Linked DNA regions of Homo sapiens: region 2 is linked to region 1. A link is a contact called in ENCODE Hi-C or POLR2A ChIA-PET data. All regions are on one chromosome and are shown on one strand. Each heading gives the region's core, a stretch centred on a gene start or an enhancer-like site at or near the end of the contact. The rest is flanking DNA. Distances are from core to core; before and after follow the strand shown. Region 1 overlaps RNF216 (ring finger protein 216). Region 2 holds the start of RNF216 (ring finger protein 216).

The links. Hi-C counts contacts between places; a loop is a spot of excess contacts on that map. ChIA-PET counts read pairs that join two places held with the same protein, here RNA polymerase II (POLR2A). Pooled maps may share reads with other maps.
Region 2: a loop to region 1 is called in a pooled map, with 2.8 times the contacts of the local background. The contact joins the promoter of RNF216 here to the enhancer-like site in region 1. A Hi-C loop is called at or near these places in 4 of 50 pooled maps. POLR2A ChIA-PET finds 5 or more read pairs at or near these places in 2 of 52 experiments (Caco-2 and activated naive CD4-positive, alpha-beta T cell).

The regions. Positions count from the first base shown.
Region 1 is chr7:5,629,452-5,632,151 of GRCh38, reverse strand. The region is part of intron 15 of RNF216 (ring finger protein 216); the gene reads left to right. Among named protein-coding and RNA genes, the nearest start is that of FSCN1, 38 kb to the right of the region's middle. Within about 2 kb of position 1,376, at least 6 of the 41 ENCODE cell types and tissues checked have a DNase peak (open chromatin) inside an H3K27ac peak, as active enhancers do.
Region 2 is chr7:5,780,260-5,782,959 of GRCh38, reverse strand. It overlaps RNF216 (ring finger protein 216), which reads left to right and starts at 1,297. Exons shown (of 17, transcript NM_207111.4): 1 at 1,297-1,419. RefSeq lists a silencer at 1,499-1,888.

The sequences.
Region 1 (2,700 bases), core at 127-2,626:
GTTCAGGTGAACCTCTATAGACCGCTGTCCAGGGTGAGCCCAGCAACCCAGCCTGAGCCATGCAGAGTTGAGAACTGCCGGCCATCCTTGGAACCTACAAGTCCAGACCTCCTGCCCTGGCCTCAGCACACTGCCCACCTTGGTGGTCCAGCCACTCTCTGCATCTTCTGAGCCTCAGGGTCCTCTTATGAAATCCTTGCCAGCCTCCCGTGGCGTGGAGAAGGGGGTGTGAGCTAAGCAATCCGTACAAGGCAGCAGGACCTCGTGGGGGCAGAGCGTGACCTTCTACAATGGAATCTGAGTGGGCTTGACAGTGAAGTGTGGATATAAAAGCAGCCAATGGAAAAGATATCAGAATGTTCCCAGGATTGATCTCTGGTGAGGAATTACGGCTGATTTTAGCTGTGTTGTTTTGTTCAATGTTTCCCAAGATTGTTTTAATCAATATGTATAAGGAAAAGAAATAATGGCATTTTTTTTTTTATGTTGATGAGAACCAAATCCCTGAGTTTTTTGTGACGAGAAGAGGCCAGAAAGAGAAAATGTCATGGGACCCCCATGGGATTCAAGTAACTTGGTAGTGTCAGGAGAAAACATGTCAGGCAAGGAAATCTTGAAGCATTCGCTTCTGCCTTTGAGATGGACCAAAACCAGTGAGCTGAGAACAGCACCTGGTCAGAGGCCACTGGAGACCAGTGACCCAGGGAGGCACTACAGCCTCTCACCTCAGTGCTGGGCCCCCATGTGCAGCTTAGATTTCTGGCTCAAGAGATGAGGGTTATGAGCTTTCCCAAGCTCCCCACTCCCACTCTGGGCAAGAGGAATCTACTGGCTTTCATCCCAAAGGACAAGTGCCAGGGACCAGAGGCCGACAAGTGGGCTGTTTCAGGGGATGGCACATGCACTTCTGGGTAAGCTGAGCCTGAGAAAAGGAGGATTGTTCCCTAAAAATTTCCAAAACACAGCCCCTTGCTCTGCGTTTTGGCTGTTTGTTTCCTTGAGTAGAAGTGTTTTGTTTTGTTTTGTCCTGTTACGTCTTGTAAGGGGAGAAAGGAGGTTTCAGAATTCTGCTCTTCTCAGAAGGAACCCTCTTGTGTTTCTGCACTCTTTATAGAATAAAGCACACCTTAGAACAGTTGCCTCTGACACACGCTCCCAGCCCGACAGCAGTGTTCTCAGGCCCCCAGTCAGGTTTGCCAGAAGTTCCGATTCAGAAACCTGAGGGGTTATGTGGTTAACAGCTCAGGCTTTGAGACGAGATTGCCTGGGTCACAACCTCGCTGTGCCAGGGTTTCCTCATCTGCAGCGTGGCAATCAGTTCATAGTGCCTGACTCAGGGAGCTGTGGTGAAACTGAGGTCCATGTGAGGTGTGTAGACAGGGGCTGGTGCATAGTAATCTCTCAGTGCATGTTAACTACTGTTGTTGTCACTGTGCTTGGCGCTTTATAAGAGTGATCAGACCAGGTGCAGTGGCTCACACCTGTAATCCCTGCACTTTGGGAGGCGGAGGTGGGAGGATGGCTTGAGGCCAGGAGTTTGAGACCTGCCTGGACAACACAGTGAGAACTCCCCCTCCACCACCATCTCTATAAGAAAAATTAAAAATTAGCTGGGCATGGTGATACACACCTGTAGTCCCACCTACTCGGGGAGCCTAAGGTGAGAAGATCACTTGAGCCCAGGAGTTCAAGGCTGCAGTGAGCTATAATCACGCCATTTTACTCCACCCTGGGCTGAGCAAGACCCTGTCTAGAGGGAAAAAAAAAGGTACGAGATGATTGGCTTCTCACCCTAACCTGTTTTGGAAAGGAGTGGGTTCCAGGTTAGGTAGTGGGGGTAGAGCTGCATATGCACTCAAGCCAGGTCTGGAGCCCCAGAGTTGTAGTTCTTCCCGTGACGCCAGCAGCCTCTCTTGAAGAAGCCAGCACTGCTTTAAAATGAGTTCACCCTGCCATCCAGGCAGCTCTACCACCAGGGTTTCCTGTTTGTGACTCAGCCCCGAGACAGCAGGACAGTTGTGCTGTGATCCAGCTCAGCCCCTGGCTCCTCCTCATCCTCTTTCCTTCTATTTTTCCCCTCTCCCAGCAGCCTAGGTGTGTCCTAGATTTGTAGCGTGGCCTTTTTCCAAGTGTCCTCTTCACAGGATGGTGATGCTCATATGCCTGGAATGTTTCCTGAGGGACTTGACTCCAGAATGGACTCAATACCCCATCTGTCACTTATCCCAAGTCCAAGAAGTATCTTATGAGGGACTAGGCCTCATGTTTAACCTCAAAATCAATCCTAAACCCTCCCTCCCTCTTTTTTTTTTTTTTTTTTTTTTTGAGACAGAGTCTTGCTCTGTTGCCCAGGCTGGAGTGCAGTGGCACCATCTCGGCTAACTGCAGCCTCTGCCTCCCAGATTCAAGTGATTCTCCTGCCTCAGCCTCCCGAGTAGTTGAGATTACAGACGCCTGCCACTGCACCTAGCTAATTTTTGTATTTTTAGTAGAGATGAGGTTTCACCATATTGGCCAGGCCTGTCTCAAACTCCTGACGTCGTGATCCGCCCGCCTCGGCCTCCCAAAGTGCTGGGATTACAGGCGCAAGACGCCGCTTCTGGCCCCTCCCTCTTTTTAATTGTGGTGAAGCATAAGATAAAATTTGCCATTTTTAAGTTTACAATTCAGTTATCTTCACTTTTTTTTTTCTGAGACAGG
Region 2 (2,700 bases), core at 48-2,547, 150 kb before region 1:
CCAAAATGTTCGGATTCCAGGTATAAGCCACTATGCCCAGCCCAGACTCATTTATCTAATTACTGACTTGATATCTCTACTTGAAGGTGTACTTGGCAATTTTTTTTTTTTTGAGACACAGTCTCACTCTGTTACCCAGGCTGAAGTGCAGTGGCATAATCACTGCACTACAACCTCCCCCTCCTCGGTTCAAGCAATTCTTGTGCCTCGGCCTCCCGAGTAGCTCGGATTACAGGCACGCACCACCATGCCCAGCTAATTTTTGTATTTTTAGTAGAGACGGGGTTTCACCATGGTGGCCAGGCTGGTCTCGAACTCCTGACCTCAAGTGATCTGCCTGCCTCGGCCTCCCAATGTGCTGGGATTACAGGCGTGAACCACCACGCCTGGCCAGCAATTATTTTAAGAGTTGGGGTCTTGCTATTTTGCTAAGGCTGGTCTTGAACTCCTGGCCTCAAGCGATCCTCCTGCCTTGGCCTTCCAAAGCGCGGGGATTATGGACATGAGCCACTGTGCCCAGCAGGAGCAGTATTTTAGTCAGTTATTCACTTGCTCACTAAAACCTAAACTTCCTGAGGCCAGGAACACATTTTACTTTTTTTTTTTTTCGAGATGGAGGGTTGCTCTGTTGCCCAGGCTGGAGTGCAGGGGCGCCATGTTGGCTCACTACAACCTCCGCCTCCCAGGTTCAAGTGATTTTCCCGCCTCAGCCTCCTGAGTAGCTGGGATTACAGGCATCCGCCACCATGCCTGGCTAATTTTTTTATTTTTGGTAGAGACGGGTTTCACCATGTTGGCCAGGCTGGTCTCCAACGTCTGACCTCAAGTGATCCACCCGCCTTGGCCTCCCAAAGTGCTGGGATTACAGGCGTGAGCCACTGTGCCCAGCCATGGGACCCACTTTACTCTTAATTTCCCCAATTCCTAGAACAGTGTGTGGCCCACAGGAAATCCGCAGAATATATTTGCAGAATGAATGAATGACTTGCCAAACGAATTAGGGCAAATCAGTAGATATCGAGTAAACATCCACAACCACCTGCCCCATACCCTTTTCAGCTCTGGGGAGATGGTGGCTCCTTGTGGGGTCGGATATGGGGGTCTCCTTTCCTTTCACCCTCCTGCCTCGTGGGGGAGTCAAGTCTCCGCAGGCGGAGAGCCCGGATGCAGGCGCGACTAGGCGGCCCTCTCTATGGTGAGCCCCCCGGTCCCTCCTCCGCAGTACCCGGAGTGCCTCTATGGTTCTTCCTGTCCTTAGTCGGGAGGGGGCGCTGTGCGCAGGCGCGAGGTGACGCCGCGGCAGGGCCGGAAGGAGTGCAGCGGCTGCCACGGAGCTCGCAGCTGCGGCTTCTGAGGAGTAAGCGGCGCGGTAGCGAAGGCCGCCGAACCTGCCTGGCTAGCCGGCGACTTGAGTGACGAGTGAGTGTCGGCTGCGGGGCGCGCTCGAGCTCCTGGGCGGGTCTGTGAGGCGACGCGGCCTCTCTGAGGGGCGCCTCTGTGGAGCTCCGGGGGTGGGGGCGGGGGCGCGGGCCGTGAGGGCCGCCGAGCTGAGGGGCGCGGGCCGAGGCCCGGGCGGGATCGGGCCAAGGGGCTGGGCTGGGCGTCTCGAGCCCGGTGCGGTGGCGAGGCTGGAGCGACAAAGGCGCTGAGCGGCCGGGTGGCCCCCTCTCGCCACTTCGCGAAGTTTCGCGGGCCGGCCCCTCGGGTCTGCTGCGCGAGGGCAACAGCCCGGGAGACCGCGCTTCCCTCCCCCGGGCCCGAGGCCGCCGCGGAGGCGGTGTCCGTGCACCCGAGCGCGGCCTGGAGGAGCGGCGGGAGGCGGGCCGTGCCTGTGAACCCCAGCCCAGGCGGGCGGCGTTTTTCCTCCTCTTCCCTCACATCTGGAGCGCGTGTTCCGCGAAAGTTGGCGACTGTCACCCGGCACTCGCGAGGGCGCCGCAAGTGCGTCAAACCCTTCTGCGGGGCGCTGGGGGCTGGCCCGGCTCGGGTGTCCGGGCGCTGGGCAGCGAGCGAGGCCGCTGTCCCCGCGTCGAGGTGGTTCTGCTCCCGGTGGAACAGGACCAGGGATCCAAGACTCTGGGCCACTTGCAACCAACCCTGGAGCGTGCGCGGCGTGCGGGTTACAGAAATTTCTGACAAATCCGACAGGGCTCTGTAAATCCCTAAGGGCCTGGGTAGCAGCTGTCCTAGGTACTTAGATCGTGCAAAGAGAACGTTCTTTTTTCTTTTACTTTTTTTTTTTTCTCCTTTTCTTTGAGACGGAGTCTTGCTCTGTTGCCCAGGCTGGAGTGCAGTGGCGCGATCCCGGCTCACTGCAAGCTCTGCCTCCCGGATTCAAGCGATTTTCCTGCCTCAGCCTCACAGGGATTGCCTCAGCTGGGATTACAGGCATTTGCCACCACGTCCAGCTAATTTTTGTATTTTTAGTAGAGACGGGATTTCTCCGTGTTGGCCAGGCTGGTCTCTAACGTCTGACCTCAGGTGATCCCTCCGCCTCGGCCTCCCAAAGTGCTACAGTCTTTTCAAAAGACGTTTCAGATATGTTCTCCGGGACCCTCGGGCCCTTCAGTAAGAAGCGCCCTGGCTGAAAACCCACACGTTCACCTACAGAAGAAGCACTGTGACGTAGAGGGTGAGCAGAGCAGAGGGCCTCACAGTGGCCCTCACATGCACCTGGCTCCAGCCTGGCCAGGTCATTTT